2 separate regions of the Homo sapiens genome follow, and region 2 is linked to region 1. The links are chromatin loops, found by intact Hi-C in ENCODE. Cell type or tissue: A673. All regions are shown on one strand. Links, peaks and the distances in the headings refer to the core of each region. The heading gives the core; the rest is flanking DNA. Region 1 overlaps KLF12 (KLF transcription factor 12). Region 2 overlaps KLF12 (KLF transcription factor 12).

Region 1 (11,964 bases), core at 3,965-11,964:
TTTTCTTTGCATGATATTGTTACGAGAGGCAGCATCTGCTGGCCTTGTTCATCTGGGAACATTTCCTCTGGAGCTGAAGAAAAAGAATATCTGTATAAGGCAAACAAAATCCACTGGAATTGAAAGTGTGGTAATATTGTACATACCCAGGGAGGAAACGAGAGTGCCAGGGCCTAAGAGGCCCAACGACATATGTTGGAGTGGATTCAGGCTTGCTATAACTGCCTGCTAACTCCAAGGGATTAAAGAATGGCAATAAGAACTTCTTGCGGGTATATTAGCACCCCAATAACAAATACCAGATCATTGTACAACTCATTTAGTATTGAATTAATTAAAGGTAGCAAGCCAGGCCAGACATAAACTCTGTTCATCAGAAAGTTTGTCCCCTCAGTACCACCATGCACTAGGAACATTTACTGATTTGAAGATTGATGAAGCCTTTGGGGTTTGGTCGTGTGAATTTCATTCTCTATTTCATCAGACCGCTCCTCTTTACCTTCACCCTTGTCCCTAAATGGAAGTGAGCATGCCTTCCTTTCTCCAGTGACTGTGGTAGGGAAGTAAAAACCTCTTTTCCTTCTACCCATCTTAGGTTTATTGGCTGGGGCCCTGTAAATTAAACTGACAAAAGACAGATTAACAAAGAAAAATGAGCAGAAGTTTATTAACATGTGTATTTACATACACACATGGGCATGAGTAACCCAGAGGGGTGGTTAGAGCTTGGACCTTTAGAGCATCTTAGCAACAACAACAACAAAAAGACAGTTTTTTAGAGAAGTGAAAAAGACAGAGGAAAAGGATTTTGAGCTTCAAGGGCGTGCAATTGTAGGAAGGTAAATAAGCGGGAGAAACTAATGGGAAATAAGGGATAATGAGATGTGTTGTGCAGATTCCTCTGATGCCATCTCTGGGTTGATACAGGAGAGTTGTCTCCAGTGATTAAGAATTGCCTTGCCCTTCCTGGTAGAAAGAAGGAGAGCAGAGACTTTTTCTTGTGTCTCCTCCTTTTTCATTGCCTGTAGCTCATAATAATTCTTAGGCTGAAGTGGCAAATTTTGAAGTGGCATATTCTACTACCCTTCACATTATAAACCATTTTTAGAATATTTGCCACTCTTTCTTGCATACAGTAATGCCAGAAAAAATCTATTTTTCTGCATTTGAGCCAAATGTGGAAAATTCTTATTAGAGAGTTGAATGTGAAGATAGACTTTTATTCTTGGCAGATCTTTTTAATTGAAATGATTATATCCTAATATCAGACCCACAGGAGAGCAGCTGTTTCCAGGTCATATTCAGCTGTTTTATTCCTAAAGATATAACAGAAATCTTTAAGCTACATTTTGGTGTGTCTGTGTAGGCTGGCATAGGACAGGGTGGTGTTTAGTGGGAAATATCTGTGAACCAATTATTGCAGTTGACTTAAGGCTCCAGAAATTTCCAGAATCCATGTTCATATTCTAAAGACGTGCACATTTATGTATGCTCCATCTTTAGATTTTCACTTTCTTTTTTCCTCTCCACTTCTTGCTCTATCCTGCTCCATTTTTAAGGTTTTAAAGGACTTGGGCATGTGTCGTTGCTTGATAATGGTGGCGGTAGTGATTGTGCTGTGTACCTAAAACCAGTATCAAGGGCTGTTGTGTAACAGTGGTAGTGGGAGTCACATAATACAAACTTTATGGGCTATTTGTATGATAACATAGGAAATACAGCGTTATTAATAGTAATCATTGGCCAAATGTGGTGGCTCACACCTGTGATCCCAGCACTTTGGGAGGCTGAAGCTGAAGAATTGCCTGAGCCCAGGAGTTTAAGACCAGCTGGGCAACATAGTGAGACGCCAGCTCACTATTTTTTATTTCCTTTTAAAATTAGCCAGGCGTGATGGTATGCACCTGTAGTCCTAGCTACTCAGGAGGCTGAAGCAGGAGCCTTGAGCCCAGGAATTCAAGGCTACAGTGAGGTATGATTGTGCCACCTCATTCCAGCCTGGGCAACAGAGCAAGACTCTGTGAAAAAACTATATATGTAGGAATTGTCATTAGTAAAATAGAAGTAATTTTGTAGTTTTCTCTAACCAATTGGATGCTGCCACTACCAGTCTCTATTATTATTTATTTATTACTAATGTGCCTAAGATTTTATGTAGCTATATACACAAAAAGTCTCCAGTGTTAATGAGGTCTCTATGCAAATTATGATGCATTCCGGGTGTGAATCATTTTTCACATTTGGGTGTGAAAAAGTTCTGTGTCACAAATTTTTGTGGAGGGCAGGAAGAGCCTTTTCACACTTCAATGTTTTAGTGTGGATGTATGGTGCTACAGTGAACTTAAATATTTATATTCATGCAGTTGCAAATGTTAGACATGACTTCATGGAATCTTTTTGAGGGATATAACTTGGAGAGTTTTGTCATAAAAATGAGAACATTCTTTCTTGCTTAAACCTTTTTCCTTAACAGAGGAAGGCACTGAAGTTGTAGATATTGGAAATCTCTCAGAAATCTAATGTAGAACAGTCTTTTGAGGAGGGACAGAGCATTTCCAAATTACCAACTTCAAGGCTATAAAGGAAATGCAAGCATCATCAAGCGCAGTTCAACCTCCTTACCTTACAAATGGAGGCCCCCAGACAAAAACGTTACATGCCAAACCTAGGCATAAATCCAAGCCTCTCTGTGCCTGTTCATCCAGGCCTCTGCATGCGTATCCAGTAGTCTTTCCATGACGTGGCAGTTGTCCACCTGTGCAGAGAGCAAGAGAAATGTGAATGTTTAATTCATTACAAGCTAAGCAGAAGGCTTTTGCCTGGGAAATTCCCATTAGATTGATGGGATGGGAGAGCAAGGAGAAATAGGAGAAGCTTAATGAAGACGTTGCTCCTCACACCAGTATGTGGCACTTACTCCCTGCCAAAATGTTTACTCATCATCTTACAGATCCTTGCATGCTCATTATTTATAGATAATATTGATTTTTTAATTTTAATTACTAGAGTATTTCACTGCCTTGCTTCTTGACTTACAGAGCAAAAATTATATTATGCATGGACTTTAATATGTGGAAATTCCAGTTCCAAGAATGCAAAGCCTTCATGGTCTTTTTAAGCCATGCGTGTTGGCAAATAAGTCACAGAAGGTTACCTTTAGGTTTGGTTTGGAAGCATGCTGTCTCCAAAGTTTGATAGGAGATTTGGAAAATGGGCCATAGTTGATGTCATCGTTAACCTGCTTGCAAGTTCTCTGTATATGTGCTGAATTACAATAAAAAGAAGTGCCTGCAGGGTGGTGTTACATTTTAAATCCCTCCAAATTCTCATCTTTTCTTGGCTATAATGCAGTATCACCTATTAATTTCTTTAATGACTTTACCTCCTCAAATTTAGCTTGGGGACAGTTACTTACACTTCAGACTTATGTTCTGTCTTCCAAAGTGACCGTATGAAAGAACTTTGGCCTAATTTTCTTAACTTCTCTATCACCCAGAATTTCAGCAAGAGAGATTCATGATAAAAGTAGTTTCTATATTCCTGCTGGTATCAGCTGATTTTGTCTCTAGTATTTCTTTAGTAACAGTAAAGATGATATAAGGGAAAAAAATTAAAGTAGATAATTTTCTGTAATTATTTCCCTAATTATAGGAGAATTAAGGCTGTAAGATCATGCTGAGGCCATAAAGGTAACCACTTCTGAGACATTTTCATATTAAAAACCCAGGAATAGTTTATCAACCTGCGGCTCAGAACCATATTAATATTGTACTGGAAACCTAACATGTGAACCCATAAGACATGTCATTGTACTCTTTGTTGATTCCTGGTATCTTCCCAACACTGTACCCAGGTGTGGTGCTATCATGTAATAAAACATCTCCGTCATACTAACTAATTACAGCATGAACAGGCAATATTGTTAACAATTCCAAACAACTTTGTAATTCTGGGGTTTGTAGTCTATTGTTGTCTATTTTTGTTCTTACAGTGGTTTTATACAGCAGAGGAAATTTAAAATTCACACAGTCTGAAATCATGATTTACTCTAGCAAAGCTGCTTAAACTACTGCTTCTTATAGGGGTTTAAATTGTATGATGTGGGTTATTCTCCATCCCAAACCTCTTCCTTTTAAAGTTGTCCAGATGTAGAACTTTAAAATAGCTGGGTGCAGTAGACCGGTTCCTGTAATCCCAGAGACTTGAGAGACTGAGGCAGGAGGATCCCTTGAGCCCAGGAGTTCAAGACCAGCCCAGGCAACATAGCAAGACCAACCCCTGTCTCTAAAAAAAAGAAAAATTAAAACTCAAAGCAATGGTCATGTCATAATGAAACATGAAGAAGGGAATGTGGGGAGTCATAAATGACTGATACAGAAAAAAAGACTGTGTCTCAATATGAAAAAATATATGTATCTGTGATAGAACCAGTACCAACCATGTTTAATTAACATATCAACTTAAAATGAAGAAGGATTTTATTTCATATATATAGAAAGAAGCCACATCCTTTCTTCATCTTTCATAGTATTTTTCAGTGGATATATTTGGGCTGAAAAAATTGGCTATCAATTATAATCCATGGCTGTCTTCTAAATATGCATTTGAAAGAATAATGACTAAAATTGGAACCCAATCAAAAATCTGAATGTGTTCATGCATTTGCTGGAAATACTGCTCAGGATAATAAATCTTAAGGGGTTCCCTGCAGGAATGCTCCATGTGCCAGCAGTTTTGTTCTGGTTTTCATCTGCTGGTCACATTTGCAATGTCATCTTTCTAGCTACAGAGATTTCTCCGTATACACATGGACAGTGAACTAGCAATTTTAAAATCAAACATATTCTTACCTCAATATAATTTTTCTCAGTTGACCACCAGATCTTCATAAAGTTTCTTAGTAATTTCCCTGAAACTAGCTATTTATTACATTTCTTGGCATAGTACAAGATTTGCCTAAGGTAAGACCAGTATCCTAATAATACATTTCTTTAAATTAGTTTTAAGAGAGCAATAGATAGCGTGCAACGTATTTATAAAAAAGATTTAAACCAACTCAGAATCACACAGGTTTTGTCACAGCTGTTTTACATAAGCCCTCAGCTAACTAATAGCTAAGGGGCTGAGGACCCTGCTGAAATCCACTGTCTACTTGTGGCTGTTATCTCTGTCTAAATATTCATTTAGTTTAGTCCCTTTTATCAGATGAAGTTCTTTTTTTGTGTAAATTTATGAGATACAAGTGTAATTTTGTTACATGCATAGGATTGTGTAGGTGAAGTCAGGGCTTTTAGAGTATCCATCACCCAAATAATGTATGCTGTATAGATGGGGTTCTTTTGTTGGAAGTAATGGAAACTAACTGAATATGGCTGCCTTAAGCAAAAGGTGATTTTTCAGGACATAAGGTAGGTTATATGGAGACAAAAGTAAAGAAGAGGATCTGGGCCTCAGGAAACACAGGAGCCAGGACAGCACCCAGGGTCCAGGGAGCAAGATTTAATCAGCAGGTACAGGCCTGGGAGGGGTCAGCTCTAGTTCCTCTGTGTCACCTCCTCAATAATCACAATAGAGGAAGCTAGAGTATGATTGGTCCTGGGTTAGGTGCCCAGCCCTTGGTTACAATCCTACAAAGATGAGATGAGGTGGGAGTAGTTTCCCAAAGGAAAAGTGTTAGTACCAAAAAATGATGGGAAAGACTACTCTTTATAAATTAGAACCATCAATTTGCCCTACCTTTAAATTACCTGAAAGCTCTCGTAAGGGTAGTAGCTTTTCCATGACAAGCTTTAACGCTTTCCATAAGGTCGTAATGCCTTACGTTTTAGAAAGTGAAAGCACTCTATCATTAGTTACTAGGTCCTTTCTCCTTGGTCTTACTCTTAGTTATCGAGTAGCCAAAATGTATGAAGGATGTTCAGTCAAAATAGACAGCATTCTCCTTGAAACCTAAGAGTGTTGATCTTAATCACTTTGAACCTTCATTTCTCTAAAACCCTACTTGGCATCACATATTTAAAAATGCAGCCTTTAAAACCAAACATACGTAGTTATTGCGATATCACATATACGATAGGCAGAAAACAGAGGAACTGCCTATGAAATGCATAAAGCTTTGATCTACAAGCTGGGTTCTGGTATAAATTTCTCACTTATGCTAAATTAGTCTTTATGGCTCTTTAAGATAAATAATATTTATATTTATCTTAAATCAATAAATAAATGATATCTGACCCAGACTATTCAAATTAGGTCTTGAAAGAATCCCCAAGAGGTAAGACTCTTCATAGCATCACCTTGAAAGAAAGTGCTTCACAGTTTGCAATTGCAAAAATATGCAACCAGCCCAAATGCCCATCAGTCAACAAGCGGATAAAGAAAATGTGGTGTATATATACAGTATGGAAGGCTGCTCAGCCATAAAAAGGAATGAAACAATAGCATTTGCAGCAATCTGAATGTAAAAGGAGACCATTATTCTAAGTGAAGTAACTCAGGAATGGAAAACCAAACATCGTATGTTCTCACTCATAAGTGGCAGCTAAGCTATGAGGACGCAAAAGCATAAGAATCATAGAATGGACTTTGGGGACTTGGGGGAAAGGGTTGGGGGGGTGGTGAGGGTACAGTGTACACTGCTCAGGTGATGGGTGCACCAAAATCTCAGAAATCACCACCAAATAACTTATTTATGTAGCCAAACACTACCTGTTCTCCAAAAACCCATTGAAATAAAAAAAAAAAGAGAGAAAGTGCTTTGTCAACCCTAAGTATTAGCCCACAATCAAATTTCAACTTTATGTAAAAGGAATCTCTTACTACCACCTAGGACATTCATTGACATGCCCAGCATTGGGTAAACAAGGCTATAATTTCCTTCAGGTCTCTCGAGCCTTTCCTAAACCTAACAGTTGAGAATTCTGAGCTAGAGGGTATATTTAGGTAGGACTGCAGTTCAATACATTACATAAATATGTACTTGTATGTTACCATGTTTTTGTGATTCTTTAAATCTTCTCTTCCATCCTGTAATGTATTTGGAACACCCTCATAAATGGATATATCATAGGATTAAATTGATATTTTTGTAAAATAGAAATCTCTCCAATTCCATCTCTTTTTCCATTCCTGTACTCATTGCCTTTTTTCCTCAGAGGTCTGAAAAGAAAAAGAAACGCTGCTTTTCTGAGAGTTTGCAGTTTATAGGTATGGAGAAAGAAAAGGGTATACCTATTATTTTTCGCTTTAGATCTGAATTATATTGTACTCTTTGAAGAACCTTGTAGCTTAACTGAAGAATGGACTGATTTCTTACAGTGAAAGTGACTTACAGTAATCTTCCCCAAACTGCACAGTCCATAAGGCATTTATTTGTGAAAGACAAGGAAGTATGGAATTGTATTAAAGGTAGGAGACAAAGGCTAAAGGCAACCATGTGAAGAACAGAGGAAAGTTGCTGCCACCTAGAGGTAAAAGTTGGTAAATTTTGAGAATGTGCTGTGAATACTCAAAAATTCTTGAGTAGACATTGATGTAATGTAATCCTAAACTGAAATGCAGCCAAGTGACTTAGTTTCTGCCTCTAGGTGAGACGAGATTTATTCCATCTCCCTTCACTCCCCATTAGTAGTGTCTCCATATTCCTCATGAGATTTTGGTGACCTGGGTGGGTTTTTGCATTTTTTGCCAGCAGTAGCCTTGTTACTGGTCATAATAACTTAAGTTATTGAAAGTCTTCATCCTGTACAATATAATCTCAGTTATTTGGAAGTCATCATTACCATGGCTAATAGAGAATGTGTTTTCCGCAGTCTTGGCTATCTTTTTTCAAATATACTCTCAGAAGCACCACTAAACTACAGATCTCATCAAATTGTGTGGCTGATGCTCTTTTCCTTTCTCCCAGGAGAGGGCCAGCAGCAGGAGAGGCCTGCGTGATGAGAGGCAAGGGTCCCGGGCACACCAGTCAGAGGAAAGGACCCTGGGACTCTCCTAAGTTATGCCAAGACCTAAAAACAAACGTAGCAGCACCAGTCTCCAGAACAATATGCAATTGAGCCTGTTTTCATTTTGAGTGTTAGGAATTGATTAGATGTAGCCCTAACATTTTAAAAAATTGTCAGAGCATTTTTTTAAATGGAAAGAAGCCTGGGTAGCAAGAAATTTGGTGCTGCCACATTTGGCTTGCTACTCTCTCTTTTCAGGACACCCATATTGCACAACCCCAGGGGGCACTATTCACATCGTATTCTATGTGAAGGGTACCTCCAGGAGCATTAAAGGAAAACATATTGGCATAGAAAGGTGAGAAAATATGAAGAGAATATGTGTGTGAGTTTCCATGTCTGCCTCTCTCTCCTCTCCTGAGTGGGAGGCTTGATTGAATGCTATTGATGATGGCTTTCAAGGAGAAAAGGGCTCCAAAAAAATACAAGAAGATCCAAGCAACACCTTTTAGAAAGGGAGGATCGCAATCAGAGTGTTCCTTGTCTATCTTACACCCTTCTGCTTCCTTAGAATGCATTAGTCGAGCCCCTTCTCTGCCTAGCTTCCATGTGGGCCTTTACTTGCTTGTCTTCTTTATTTTCTCCTAGCCTGTATTTAATTTTAATCCTTAATTTAAGTATTTAAGTTCTATGTCACTTACAAACCTGATCATCTTTTGAAATTGCCAGAGATTGACTTTTTTTTTTTTTTTACACTTGGTAGCATTATCACTTTTCCAGAATATTTGTGTTCATTCATCTGTTCCCTCTTCAGTAAAATTATTGTGCCTGCAATGATCCAGCCACTTTCTGTGCTCTAGGGGCACAGTATTTAATAAGACAAATGCGGCCCCCACTTCTTACCATGTAGTGGAGCAAGAGTGACAACTGGCTAGCATCTGGTAGTGATAAGTGCCTTGATGAAAATGTAATGAGGATATGATTGGAGATGACTAGAAAGCAATCCAAGGGGTTTGGCCAGAAAATGCCTCTTGAAAGGAGGTGACTTGGCATCTGGGAGCTGAATGACAGGAAGGAACCATCTGGGTGAGGGTCTGGGCACATTATTCCAGGTGCTAGAAACAGCTCACACAAAGGCCTTCAGATGGGAACAAACATGGACATTCAAGGAACGAAAAGTGAATGAGGGGAAGCGTGAAACAACCTCAGCTCAGAGAGGTCGGTGGGAGCAGAAACATGTAGTCCGCAGTCTGGGTGGGACGGGGACCGCGGATGACTTTGAGCAGGAGAGTGAAGTGGTGGAGTCTTATGTTTCAGGCTTAGTCTGGCAGCTTGTTGGAGAAAGGGCTGTAAGAGTGTGGAAGGAGGCTGGGCATGGTGGCTCACACCTGTAATCCCAGCACTTTGGGAGGCCAAGGCGGGTCGATCACAAGGTCAGGAGTAAGAGACCAGCCTGGTCAATACAGTGAAACCCCATCTCTACTAAAAAATACAAAAATTAGCCAGTACTAATTTTTGTATTTTTTACAAAAAAATACATAATGATGGTGGCGGGCACCTGTAATCCCAGCTACCTAGGAGGCTGAGGCAGGAGAATTGCTTGAACCCGGGAGGCAGAGGTTACAGTGAGCTGAGATCGTGCCACACCTGGGTGACAGAGCAAGACTCTGTGTCAAAAAAAAAAAAATATATATGTGGAAGGGAGCAGGGGAATGAGTGAGGAAGCCAAGGCTGTGGCTGAGGAGAAAGACATGCTAGCCACGACTAGAATGGTATCCACAGAAGGAGAGAAGTGGATGCAACTAGGATGCGTTCTGAAAACTGTAAACAGCAGTTGCTTATGGAAGGAAATGAAGAGAAGAATCAAGGATGACACCTAGTTTTAGTGTGAGCAACTGGTGGTTGTGGTTGGGAATTTAGAGCAGAAGGCAAGTCCGTAGATGTAAAGGTAGGTGCCATTGGCATATAAATGATAGTTACCACAGGGTGCATGTGTGTGGTGTGGGTGTGTCTATTTGATGTTAAGGGACAGAACAGTTCTTGAGATGAAGAAAATCCGAAGGTAAAAATGCCTGCAAACCATTAACTAAAGGCTGTAAAAATGTACAGTGGATGAGCCACAAATATTAATAGGTGGCTGGGCATGATGGCTCATGCCTGTAATCCCAACACTTTGGGAGGCCAATGCAGATGGATCTCTTGAGCTCAGGAGTTCAAGACCAGCCTGGCCAGCATGACAAAACCCCATCTCTACAAAAAATACAAAAATTAGCTGAGTGCAGTGGCATTTGCCTGCACTCCCAGCTACTTAGGAGGCCGAGGCAGGAGAATCACTTGAACCCAGGAGGCAGAGTTTGCAGTGAGCACTCCAGCCTGGGCAACAGAGTGACACTCTGTCTCAAAAAGTAAAAAATAAAAAATAAAATAAATCCATAGGTAAACTGGACAGAAGCTGTATGAATGTATCTAAGGCTGCCTGTGTGTGTCCTCAGGGTACAAAGGACCCTGTAAGTTTCAGCCAATTTCTTCACCCCACGTGCACATGCTGTCAGCAGCCCATTGTAAAATGATGCCACTTACCCCCAGTAGATGTCCAGCCCCGGACTGCTCTGTGAGATATCTGACTTCAACTGAATAAATACGTCTTAATATATGAGGGCCCATTTTCCCAAAACACCAAGTACCCTGATGTCTTTCTTCCACAAGAAGACTTTAGCATTGGAAGAGCCATTTATTCTATCTGTTCATATTCCCTAACCTCAGTCTTCTCATTCCTCGTCTACAAAATCACCCAAGCTAGAAACCTCATGGTAACTCCAACTCTGTCATAACCCACATTTATTTGATCAAATGAGTCCAGCATTCCTCCTCCTAAATATTGCTTGGCAGTGTTGGCTCTTCCTCACCCCACATGCCCTCATCATCTCTTGCCTGAAACATTACCCTAAGCTCCGAACAGGTCTGTTTAGATTCCATCTTACACCAGTCAGAATGGCTATTATTAAAAAGTCAACAGATGTTGGCAAGGATGCAGAGAAAAAGGAACACCTATACACTGTTGGTGGGAATGTAAATTAATACAGCCTCTATGGAAAACAGTACGAACATTTCTCAAAGAGCTAAAAATATAACTACCATTTGATCCAGGGGTCTCATTAATGGGTATCTACCCAAAGGAAAAGAAATCATTATATCAAAAAGATACCTGCACTCATTTGTTTATCACAGCACTATTCACAATAGTAAAGTCATGGAATCAACCTAAGTGTCTATCAGCGGATGATTGGATAAAGAAAATGTATCACATATACACCATGGAATTCTAGATTCACTTCTTTCTACTCCTCCTCTGAATCCAATCATTGCCATGCCTACAGTGATTATTATAAAATGCAAATGGGATTGCTCCTGTCTTTACAACTCTGTGGTAGTGTGCCATGATTTAGAAGTCCAAAGCCCTTAACACTACGTATGAGGCCCTTTGCATCACATAACTCTTTCCATCTCACTTCTCACAAATTGTTTCCATCTTCCCGTGGACCCTAAATTTCAGCCACACTGAACTTGTTACATTTCCCAAAACAGCTTGATCACCAAGGAAACTAATTCTCAAAAACTCAGTTTAAAAATGTTCTTCTGCATCAGGAAAAAAATAGCTAATGCATTCTGGGCGTAATACCTAGGTGATGGGTTGATAGGTGCAGCTAATCACCATGGTACACATTTACCTATGTAACAAACCTGCATGTCCTGCACATGTACCCCAGAACTTAAAATTAAATTGAAAAATGCTTTTCTGTGAAGACTTCCCTGCAGTCCCCCCACCCATCAGCCTCTTCTTCCTCTCTGATCCAATGCCACCATATGGAGCATAGCATCACTTTTATCATGATTTACTGTATTTGTTGGCCCGTGTGTAATGTTCTTTCCACCTTCTCCTCAAGCCTGAGGCCCTCCAGTATGAAGGCTGTCCTTGCCTGGCTCCAAGCACAGCACATGTGGCAGCAGGTTCAAGGCA
Region 2 (12,420 bases), core at 4,421-12,420, 51 kb before region 1:
GTGGTGGTTTTAGAAATCTTAGGCAGCCATACAATTTAACAGTGTGGGTGTGTAGCTCATGTGGTACTTTTCATTGAAAAGATATGCCTAGTTTGTGCGTGAAGCGAGGGCTGATAGAAATTCTGGGCAGTGGTTGCTAAATCTCTTCACAGGGAGAAGGAGATGGAAATGAAATGTAATTTTTAAAAATATGTGTTAACATATGTTGACAGTAAGTAACCCTCTCATTTGAAAGATCTGATAGTCTTGGTCAACAGGGGTCAGAACATTGTGCCGTTTCCTGCTTTGGCAAATTCACGATTGGAGAAGAATCATATCTGGAAAAGTAAAACAGGATAGAGTTCAAGAGCACTGTTAGCACATATAAACAAGATTTCTAAAATGCTACCACTTCTGCCATTTTTATGCCTTCAAATCCCACCTTATAGTAGTAATGAACTTGGAAACAGTGATTCACTGAAGTAAGAAAAATACGTATACTTTCTTTTAGTCACGCAAGCCCTGTTCTTTTAACTTATTATGAGAGCTATAAGCAACTAATATCTCCTTTCCGCATGCTCTCTACCTTCCAGGGAGAGTGCTAATGAGCAGTGAAATGGCCAGAGCTCTGGCAGCAGAAGCAAGGAGGAGGAGAAACCAGAGGGTTGAACAGTAGCTCAGGAGCTACGTTATCAGCTTTTGACCACTCAGGAGTTGGTAATATTGTGGATTTCGTAGTTTCTATTCTATAACCATACCCTGAAATTCTTGAGAGCTGGTTTAGGTTTTGTAACTCCAATGAAGGGAAAAAGAATCAGTAAGTACTCAGAACATAAAACCTGGAGCTTTCACTGATTCCTGTGATGTCTAGAGAATTCCATTTGCATGATATGCACAGAAGTTCCATACTTGATGTTGGTCCAGGACAAGGTTAACTTTCTGCGCACTGATTTTAATTCATTATATATGCCTTTTCTCTCCAGCACAAATGGACCCCCGAGGCCTATCTCCCAGACAAAGTAAAAGTGACAGTGATGATGATGACCTGCCAAATGTGACCTTAGATAGCGTTAATGAAACTGGATCTACGGCCCTTTCCATAGCCAGAGCAGTACAAGAGTAAGTATCACATTCACAGGATGAATTAAGAATTGCCAAGGTGTTCAATGGATAATGGAAACTGCAGCATCTCCTGTCCCCCAGCCATGTCATTCTAGCTGTGAACTGGCACGAATGTCAGCAGCTTTTCATTCAGCTGAATGCTCTTTGGGAGATTAGGGCAGAGAATGGAGTGTTTTAATGAGTTGGAAATTCATGCTTTGATGAGATATAAGACCTATGTGCATCTTTTCTAATACCTCCTGCACCCTTCTCCTGAACTCTGCAAAAAAAAAAAAATTGTTATTTTTGAATGTCACTATTTGATTATCATCATCATTATTATTACACAAAGTCAAGGGAAATATGGCAAAGTATTGTTATCTTGTTTTGATAGGAAATTACAGAATAGCTTTTTGGAAGATTTAAATTTGGAAAATAATATGTTCATCCTTTGAAAAGTAGTACTCATATGTTATTTTTAAATGAATCTTTTCTCTGTCCTTTTACCTGGACCGCAGGGTTAGATTTCAGCCCTCGTTTATTGAAAATAGCTGCTTTTCTATCAGTCAACCTTGTACCTAGAATTGAACCTAAATGATTGAAAAAAAAAATCCATGTTTTTTTTTGTAGAATAATTTTTTCAGCTTTATTGAGGTCTAATTGACACATTAAACTTTATATACTTAAAGTATATGTGCTGATTTAACATACATGTACATAGTGAAATGTTTACCACAATTAAGTTAATTAATACATTCCTCACCTTACATAGTTTTTTTTTTTGTGAGAATGCATAAGTTCTACACTCCTAGAAAATTTCAGGTATACAGTACAGTATTATTAACTGTAGTCACCATGCTGTATATTAGGTCCTAAGAATTTCTTCTTCTTCTATCTGCAAATTTGTACCCTTTGACCAGTATCTCCTCTTTTCTCTGACACCCCAGCCTCTGGCAGCCACCATTCCTCTCTGTTCCTATGAATTCAACTTTTTAAAAAATCTTCCACATATAAGTAGTGTCATACAATATGTGTCTTCTAGAGTAATTTTTAGTAACATAATCTTGAAGATGAGGAGGGTTTAAATAGCCACTGTTATTGCTGACATACTTGTTAATGAACAGTTCACTCAAAATTATCTTAGTTACCTTTACCTCTGTTATATCCATTTATTTTCCCCAAATGTTGATTAAATACCTACTTTGTTTTATTCATTAGGCTTTGAAATTAAAAAACAAAGAAAAGAGAGCCTTGGTATTGCATTTCAGAATTCACAGCATAAGTGTATGTCTGTGCGTATATAAAATGAATAATATATCTATGTTATAGAGATAATTTGTATTATATGTTGATATTGTATATGAATATACATATAATACATCAGAGAAAACAAGATATAATTGATCTAAAATGAAGTGTGGAGTCAGATCTGGATACAAATTTCCATGCAAGCTCTTAATAGCCGTGTGACTTCTGGCAAGTTATTTAATCACTCTGAGGTGAGAAGAAAATCAGAATAGTTATCTGACAGGACTATTGAGAAGGTTTTGATACAGCTACGAGGTGTGAAAAGTAAGTCACAAAGTTTTGGCATATAGAAAGCTTCAATTATTGGTGGAATTAGTATTATAGTAGTAATTAGTAATAATAGTACTAATAGTAATAGTACTAGTGCAGTAGTTTAAGTTTATAACCACGAGGAAATATAAATACAGCAAGAGTCATTATTCTGATTTTATAAATGAAGATACTGAGGATCAGAGGTTGATGACTTTTCCAGTCACATAATAAATGGTAACAAGACAAAGTTTAGAACTTTGAGCTCCAAAAACATCTTTTTCTAGCCTATAAATCTGTTATCAGTAGTATTATCCTGCTTGAGCACTTATAAAAACATTGTTTGCACGCCTGTAATCCTAGCACTTTGGGAGACCAAGGTGGGCTGATCATGATGTCAGGAGTTCAAGGCCAGCCTGGCCAACATAGTGAAACCCCATCTCTACTAAAAATACAAAAATTAGCTGGGCGTGGTGGTGGGTGCCTGTAATCCCAGTTACTCGGGAGGCTGAGGCAGGAGAATCACTTGAACCCAGTAGGGAGAGGTTGCAGTGAGCTGAGATCACATCACTGTACTCCAGCCTGGGCAACAGAGTGAGACTCCTAAAAAAAAAAAAAAAAAAAAAAAAAGAAAGAAAAATTAAAAAAATAAACATTGTTTATCTCTTACTTGTGTATCTCTAACTTAGTTTCTCCAAAGCAAATGTTAACTTGAGCCAGCATAGACACTGAATCCAAGAGATTGCTGAGATCTTCCTAATCCCTGACTCACCACGGTCAGCACAGTGATTCTGATTTTGTGTGAGCTAAATCCTAAAATTGAGGAGTCTGTGTTCTCATCTGTATATTTAGACTAAATGATGATAAGTTTCAATTCTGAGATGAATACATTCCATAGACATTTTAATCACATTGTTTTCCTGCATCATTCTAATGTGTATTTAATTTGTGTGTGTGTGTGTGTGTCTTTATAAATATATGCATTTCTTTTAAATTAAACTTTAAAGTTTGGAACTGTAGTGACTAAAATCTAAAGTATGCTTACAGCCGGGCGTGGTGGCTCACACCTGTAATCCCAGCACTTTGGGAGGCTGAGGTGGGTGGATCAAAAGGTCAGGAGATCAAGAGCATCCTGGCCTAAATAAACAAATAAATAAAATAAAATAAAGTAAAATAAAAAAAGTATGCTTACTCCATTTGGGGCTTGTATAGCAAATAATTATATTGACTTCTTAAACATAACTATTTTTGTGCTTTTAATACGTGCATATTATGTATTAGTATATTTTAATGTGTAACTGTTTAATAGAAACCTCAGGAACTGGAGCTTAATTTTCAACATAACCTTTCTGATTTGCTTTTTTTTTTGAGATGGCGTCTCGCTCTGTCACCCATGCTGGAGTGCAGTGGCACCATCTCAGATCACTACAACCTCTGCTTCCCAGGTTCAAGTGATTCTCCTGCCTCAGCCTCCCTAGTAGCTAGGATTAAAGGTGCCTGCCACCATGCCCAGCTAATTTTTGTATTTTTTGTAGAGACAGAGTTTCACCATGTTGGCCAGTTGGTCTCGAACTCCTCACCTTAAGTGATCCGCCTGCCTTGGCCTCCCAAAGTGCTGAGAGTACAGGTGTGAGCCACCGCGCCCAGCCTACACCTTTTCAAGTCACAGGATTTTATGTAATAGTGCAAATGCCTGTCTTTATTATTATTACAAAAGTTGCATGTGTATCATGGGAGATGCCAGATTCATTACATGTCAGTGTTTTCATTAAACGATTTAGTTAAGAATACACTGAGCTAACAACTGGGAAGCCCTAGAATGCCAGGACCCATCAATAGTTAATGAGTCATCATTCAAGACTGAATGTGCATGTGTAAACACTGGGAAGTGTGCAATGAAACAAAAAGAATGTTCTGCAGAGACCTCTTAAATGTAGATATATAGATCTTTGAAAACTAATAGTAATATATTAAAATTTTATTCTGAAATAAGTATATAATTGTTATAGAATTTTTAAAATTCTATACATAGATCAAATGACAGAAGTGGTGAGAGAAGTCAATAAATCTTAAAATTTTATTAAATATAAAAATTTTAAAAATTCTGTACATAGGTTTAGTCAAAGTTAACTTTCAGTGTGCACAATTGCGAACTTCTCTTTCTGCTTTTCTGTTAGTTTATCCTTTATTAATTAATGGATATGACTATTTCACCATTAATTTCTCTTTCTTCTTTTTCTGTTTGTCTTTCCGTATCTTGATGACTTCTGTAAACTTAAAGGCTGTCAACAACAAAAAAAACCCCAAACATTTCATTGTAATATGATCAATAAACTTAATGTATTAAATAACAAAAGGATAAAATGTCAGATTAGCATGTAAAAAAATGAAAACATTTCAAAGGACCTCTGTGGATCTCTCTGTTTCCTGTACTTGAAGAACTTTTCTAAGAGAGTTAGGTTGAGAAGGATGGCTGCAGGTAGGGAGGTGATAAAATCAGAAGTTTTCTATATATTACAGGCAACACATTTTAGAAACCCTGGTCAACTAATTCACATTTGTCTTTACAATTAAAGATCAAAGGAGCCATGGTCTAAAAAGGATTCAGACATTTGCCTCTTATTTCCTTGGCCACCAGTAGAGTGTCAGGGAAGGGAAGGGGGAAAATGAGAAAGGAAAGGGATATGAAGGAAGACTGACACCAGAGAGGGTGAAATTGCCTTGCCCTGGGCCAGCCTTTCTGCTGTAGGCCTCTGACAAGATGCTAAACCACAGGTAAATATCTCTAACTGAAGCTCTTCTTGTCTCCTTCCCCATTCTTGCTCATAGTCTTGCCTCATGCAATAACTGTTCAAGTTTGGATTTTTAATTTGGTGCCTTACTTTGTTGACATTAGTATATTTATATAGCGTGAACATTCCTGAGCTAGTAAATTATTTGTCCTAAATGTCTGGTGCTATGTATTTTGCTGGTTTTTAAAATGAACTTTAAAAAATGTTCCTTTTGATTTCATATGCAGAAATTGTTAACCAAGATACATCTACCCACCCCACCCACCACTGCAAATATTCAAATATGCCTGCATTCAAATTAAAAAGACCGCTGCTTAGTGGCTACAACAGCAATCTGAATCGACCTCTGTTTACATAGATTTATGTAATGAGTCTACTAAACTGTGTGCTTGAACTGATCGTTTCAACCATTTTCATTAATTAACTTGACTCTCATTTATCCACTCAGGATCAGTAAATTTAGATAAATTGGAAGAAGCAGCCACCAAGAGACCCACAGTCGGGCTCTGCGTTTTTTCTATTTCAATTGTAATAGATACTGTCCAAGTCAAAAATCACGTATTCAGTGATTCTGACAAAGACAATTTCCTGCAGTTTTTAGAACATCTGTTTTGTTTTGGTCTTGATCCCCCACCCCCTTGATGATAAAACAGGGTCATTACCCTTAACAACTTGACAAACATAGTTATGAAATAAGTGTTTGGAGAAAGAGAGGTAAAGGCACATGATAAGAGCAAATGATTATAATTAACTCTAATCCTAGACAAAATAATGATGTCTTTTCAATAGGTGAAGTTTAGCTTTGTTATCTAAAGCCTCTAATTTTTGCACCCCCTTTCCTTCTTTCTCATTCCAAACATTCATAATGCTCATTTATTAATGCAAGTAGAAGAATCAAGTTCCACCAAACTCGACCTAATAACATCTGAAAGGGAGCACTCCCTGGAGGAATTTCTGTTTTACTAGGAACAAGCTAAAGGATGTGGATATAATTCAGTAAAACTGAAGAGAGGAAGAGTGGGGTGAAAGGTGGAGGAAAAGATACAAGATGCTAAGGAGATATGCTTGTTTTCCAGAATTAGTCCTTTCAGAACTAATGAATTACATGTTACTGTTTAACTTACTCCATAGCTTAGTAGTAGTCTACTCTCTCTGATTTTGATTATAATGCTCAGTTGATAGTGTTAGTAATCAGGGATGTTAGCATCCCTGATAACTGCACCTATGAAAAGGATATTCTTTTTAAATGGTTCATTGTCAATTACATTTAAGCTAATTAAAGCACTTCACTGTCGTTCTCTGCCTGTTTTTATTATTATATGGCTTATATGAAGTGCTCATCGTCTTAAAGAAAAACAACTAGTGAATTTCTGGAAATGTATAGTCTTATCTTTGGTACTTTTTTACATAAATGCTCTTTAAAAGAGCAGATATGGTAGCAAGTTAGATACCCTATTGCTTCCTCAGACTTCTCTTATTGCTATTTTGAATGTTATGATTTTTTTTTTTTTTAGATGGAATTTCACTCTTGTCACCCAGGCTGTAGTGCAATGGCACGATCTCGGCTCACTGCAACCTCCACCTCCTGGGTTCAAGCGATTCTCCTGCCTCAGCATCCTAAGTAGCTGGGATTAACAAGCATAAGCCACCACGCCCAGCTAATTTTTGTATTTTTAGTAGAGACGGGGTTTTACCATGTTGGCCAGGCTAGTCTCGAACTCCTGGCCTCAGGTGATCCACCCACCTCGGCCTTCCAAAGCGTTGGGATTTACAGGTGTGAGCCACCGTGCCCGGCCATAATTCTTAATTTAGAAAACTGTATTTAACAGTCAAAGAAAGTTAGAATCTAAGGGTTTTTTTTTGTTATTTATTTTTCTTGTTTTAAACTCCTTGCACCCCTCCTGTTTTTGTTAATCTCCTCATGTATGATGGTGTTAAGGTCTTTTAAATCACACTAGAGAATAGTAGAAGAGATGAGTAATAAAGGGAAAACAAGAACTGTTACTAAGAGGCAACTTTTTGGCAGATTCTATGAAAACTCATGTAATTTTCATTTAATTTGCCCCATGATACTGTCTGTATCCTACAGATAAAGAAGCGGAGGCCTGGAGAGGTTTATTCTCTCCCCAGAGGTCTCAGAAGTTTTCTTTTCTTTCTTTTTTTTTTTTTTTGTTTGTTTTTTTGCAAGTTCATATTCAATCCCAAGGTTGTCTGACTGCAAACCTACATTCCTTTATGAAGGGGAAGCTCCCTTCCTCTGTTTTCATGTTGTGGCTTTAAAATCTCTAAAGCAGCTGGGTGCTGTGGTGCACACCTGTATTTCCAGCTACTCGAGGCTGAGACAGGAGAATCAATTGAGCCCAGGAGTTCAAGACCAGCCTATGCAACATAGTGGGACCTCTCCTCAAAAAAAGAAGAAAAGTTGGGCACGGTGGCTCACGCCTGTATTCCCAGCACTTTGGGAGGCCGAGGCGGGTGGATCTGAGGTCAGGAGTTTGAAACCAGCCTGGCCAACGTGGTGAAATCCCATCTCTACTAAATATAGAAAAATTAGCCGAGCGTGGTGGCAGGTGCCTGTAATCCCAGCAACTCAGGGGGCTGAGGCAGAATTGCTTGGACCCGGGAGGCGGAGGTTTCAGTGAGCCAACATCATGCACTCCAGCCTGGGCAACAAGAGTGAGACTTTATCTCAAAAAAAAAAAAAGAAAGAAAAAAAAAACTGGCAGGGCACAGTGGGTGACACCTGTAATCCCAACATTTTGAGAGGCCGAGGCAGTGTATCACTTGAGATCAGTAGTTGAAGACCAGCCTTCCTCTGGTGAAACCTCATCTCTACAAAAATATGAAAATTAGTTGGGCTTGGTGGTGGGCACCTGTAATCCCGGCTGCCTGGGAGGCCAAGGCACAAGAATCACTTGAACCCAGGAGGTGGAGGTTGCAGTGAGCCAAGATCGTGCCCCTGCACTCCAGCCTGAGCGACAGAGCAAGACTCCATCTCAAAAAGAAGAAAAAAAACTTTATGCCTCAGCTATATTAAATTAGCAGAATTTTTTAGCTTTGGACTCCAATACGCATAAAACTTGTGTGAAACAATTGCAATCTTTTCCCCTTCCTTCCTTCCTTCCTTCCTTCCTTCCTTCCTTCCTTCCTTCCTTCCTTCCTTCCTTCCTCCCTCCCTCCCTCCCTCCCTCCCTCCCTCCCTCCCTCCCTTCCTTCTGACAGTGCCTCTGTTGCCCAGGTTAGAGTGCAGTGGCATGATCTCAGATCACTGCAACCTCTTGGGCTCAAGCATTTCTCCCACCTTAGACTTCAAGTAGCTGAGACTACAAGTGTGTGCCGTGAGGCCAGCTAATTTTTGTATATTTAGTAGACAGAATTTTGCCATATTGCTCAGGCTGATGTTGAACTCCTGGGCTCAAGTGACCCCCCTGCCTCGGTGTCCCAAAATGTTGGGATTGTAGGCATGAGCCACCACATCCAGCATTAATTTTAAAACTTCTAATCTTCAAATCCATTGTTATTTTAATATAATTTGGTTTAGGGAGAAATAATTATATTAAATACATTCTCTGATACATAAAAAAAATTCAGCTGTTAATCTCAACATTACATTGAAATGTAAATAAATAAGATGTAAAATAGTAGAGTGTTTTTGGATAAACTTTACTATTACTAATATTCAAAGAAAATCTTGGGAAAAAGTTGTCTGAGAGTTAAAAGGGCACTGAGTCAACTTATTTTGCACCCTTTGATGGAAAAACTTGAGAATGTTTGGGCCATGTCTCTTCTCTGCTGACAAGAATTAAGTCAGCTGCATTGATTGTGTTCTGAGAAAAAGCCCAAGAAAGCTCATGTATTTGGTTTCTAATTTCAGTGTTAAATTATTTCAATTTTGCTCTTAGATGCTTCCCATAATCCTGGCACATTAAAAGATGCTTCGTTTTTATTTAACAAGACTAGTAGGTTTGGGACACCTTTAAATCCTCACTTCAGAGACTACCAAAGAAATATTCTTTGACTCAGATATTTAGGTGGAAGTCAGCTCTCTGTTAGTGACTAAATATCATGCCTGTTGTGGTGCTGCTGATGGGCAAATCAGGGAGCCATTCATTCTTGCCAGGGGAGATAAATGCTGTTAGATTGCTCTTTTTTGAAGGAGGTCAGAAAAAGCTTTGATTGACTGTGAATGACTGTAGATAAAACCTAAAGTATATGCTTTGCCATTATCAGCCCACCAGCCTTCTAAGCTTCAAAAAATTAAAAATAGTGATCCCTTAGTAACTCAGTCTGTGGGTATTTAGGAGCCAGATGGAGACCATATGCCCATACATATTCCTTTTTATCTGCTGTGGTGGGACAGTGATGGTCCCTCTTCAATTAAAAAAAAAAGTATAATGAAGTTTGGCTGATTATTTAATACTTGAATTGTTTCATGAATTGCCAACATTAAGTCATATATTCTTTCAAAGAGTGATTAATTCATTTATTCAACTCCTTGTTACATGCTGGAGATACAGAATGAATGACTCATAGTTCTGACCCTGAGGAGCTCAGAGTCAAACTTTATGGGATGAACTAAAGTCTAATGGGATAAAAACATTAAGTGCTACCATGAGAACAGAGAGGATGACATGTAACTCCGAGTGGAACAGGTAAGAGCATTGGCATGTGGAAGAGTGTATAAGGTCATAATGACTGGTGCACAAGTGAGTGAGGAGGTGAGATGGGAGATGCAGCTGCTTGGAGAGGTAGGTCAGGATTGGATCAGGAAGGATGAGTTTATTCTTTAGACAATATGAACCCAACCCACCAGTGGGTTTTAAGTGGAAATGGTATGATCAACTTCATGTCCTACAGATATTCGTCTTAAGGAAACTGGGTATGGTTATACAGATTGAGGACTGTACACCCCAAAGTGTGCCATTTACATCATCATGGATATGACTAGTGTTACTTAGGTGTCCACAACCTCCACAATTGGGCACAGGAATTTATGGTACAAAGTGTGTGTGTGTGTGTGTGTGTGTGTGTGTGTGTGTGTGTGTGTGACTCTGCAGTATGTTGTGCTGCTCAGAGGACAGATAACATGTCCTAGCCTTCTTTGTGTCTCCAGAGCTAGCACTGTATCCATCAGACACTGGTTTTAAACACTAGAAAAGCATTGGATAAAATAGACAAAAATCACTGATCTCGTGGTGCTTAATATTCTAGTGGAGGGGGTGGGAGGAGAGAGACAATAAGCATATGATTCTATAATAAGCATATGATTCTTCTGTCCCTGGAGAAGGTAAGTGCTGTGGTGGTGAAGCAAGAAGGATGTGGGGACTGGGCAGTGTGGAAGGTGGTAGGCAGGGTTTACTATTTCATGTGAGGTGTTTGGGGAAGAACTCTGGTAAGATTACATTTTAGGAGACTTGAAAGGGTAGGAGGTCAAACCACATGGACAGCTAAAGGAAGAGCATTCCAGGCAGAAGGAATAACAAGTGCAGAGGCCCTGAGGCAGGGGCTTCTCGCAAAGAGTAAATGAACAATTTCACTGACCAACTGAAGAAGATTCATTATAATTCCTTAAAACTTACAGAAGAAACTGAACTTCATAGAGGCCAACTGAATAGTCTAGCATCAAATCCCTAGGGAGAAGTCAGAACTGAATCTCTTTATCTACTCATGCTTTCTCTTGCTGTTATAAAAATTCTGTTTTTCTAAGGGAATCTGTAAATACTTGTCTAACCAAAAACAAACAAACAAAAAACCATGCAGAGCAAATTTTTCTTTCAAAACCTTTGTCTGCTTTGTACTTCTTTTAGGCATAGGTTCTTGAAATCTAGTTATATACATATATAGGTATTTGTTCTGTTTAATTGTTTACCAAAAATGATAAAATGTCCATATTAGTGTACATGTTACTATTGGTTATCATACCAATTTGTGTTTGAATCAGTTTATTCTTTCAAAGTGAGTTTTATCCTGGTACATACCTGTATATCCCATGGAATATTATGGAGCCATAAAAAAGAATGAAATTGTGTCTGCTGCAGCAACGTGGATGCAGCTGGAGGCCATTATCCTAAGCCAATTAACCCAGGAACAGAAAACCAAATACCACATGTTCTCACTTATAAGTGGGTGCTACATAGTGGGTACTCATGGACATAAAGATGGCAACAGTAGACACTGGGAACTACTAGAGGGGGAGGGAGGGCAAGGGTTGGAAAATTAACTCTTGGGTACTATGCTTAGTACTTGGGTGACGATGGGATCAATTGTACCCCAAACCTCAGCATCACACAGTATACCCAGGTAACAAATCTGCACATTGTTGCCCCTAAATCTGAAATAAAGATTGAAATTATAAAAATAAGATAATAAAAATTAAAACTAAAAGGTGATTTTTTGAAGAACATCTTATTTTTCTCTTCAGTAATGTATTAAATAAATATCTCCTGATGAGTCAAAAATAACTATTACACTGGAAAGTTTTAATATATGACTAATATCTTCTAGCAGCCATTAAGTACTTTTTTCCCTAAAAATTGATGCAACTTTAGTTCCAAGTGACAATTTATCCTGATAATTTTTTGTGCATGAATCTTCTTGATCATTAAAAGATGTGTATGAAAGCTACTACACAGATGTTGCTATTTTGAAAGTGATTTCTGTCTCCATTTCTATGGTTGACATTTTATACTCTACGCATAATGCTAAACAATCAATTTGACAGACACCCCCCAACTAAATCGAATGTCTTCTGATATAGGTATAAACAGACTTTTTTTTTTAAGCCTACCTAACAACTTGGAAACTATTGGGTTAAGTGTTGATTTATTGTTTAAACGGCCATGCCTCATTCTAATGTGAATTTATTACCTCTTGGTCATCAATTTAAAAAGTAGAACAAACTTTTGAAAACTAAAGGTTTTGTTTTTACTTTTGTTTTTTAAGTAGGGGATTCCAAAATTACACCATGGATAGAACTGATGAGCCACTTACA

What was found. A loop is a pair of places that touch in the nucleus more often than their neighbours do. Peaks named below come from ENCODE experiments on the same cell type or tissue, not always from the same donor. Only the 100,000 strongest peaks of a DNase experiment are listed, where the experiment ranks them.
Region 2: it touches region 1 in a loop (9-fold over the local background); 6 of 110 quality-filtered maps call a loop at or near these places.

What each region holds. Positions count from the first base shown.
Region 1 is chr13:73,750,400-73,762,363 of GRCh38, reverse strand. All of the region lies in intron 6 of KLF12 (KLF transcription factor 12), which reads left to right. Among named protein-coding and RNA genes, the nearest start is that of LINC00393, 94 kb to the right of the region's middle. In A673, for the core only: a CTCF peak has its summit at 7,480 (motif pointing left); a DNase peak (open chromatin) is centred at 7,463; H3K27ac peaks cover 2,757 bases.
Region 2 is chr13:73,801,830-73,814,249 of GRCh38, reverse strand. KLF12 (KLF transcription factor 12) reads left to right here. Exons shown (of 8, transcript NM_001400136.1): 5 at 963-1,098. Among named protein-coding and RNA genes, the nearest start is that of LINC00393, 150 kb to the right of the region's middle. In A673, for the core only: no CTCF peak of the experiment used is centred there; DNase peaks (open chromatin) are centred at 8,469, 8,719 and 9,989; H3K27ac peaks cover 6,310 bases.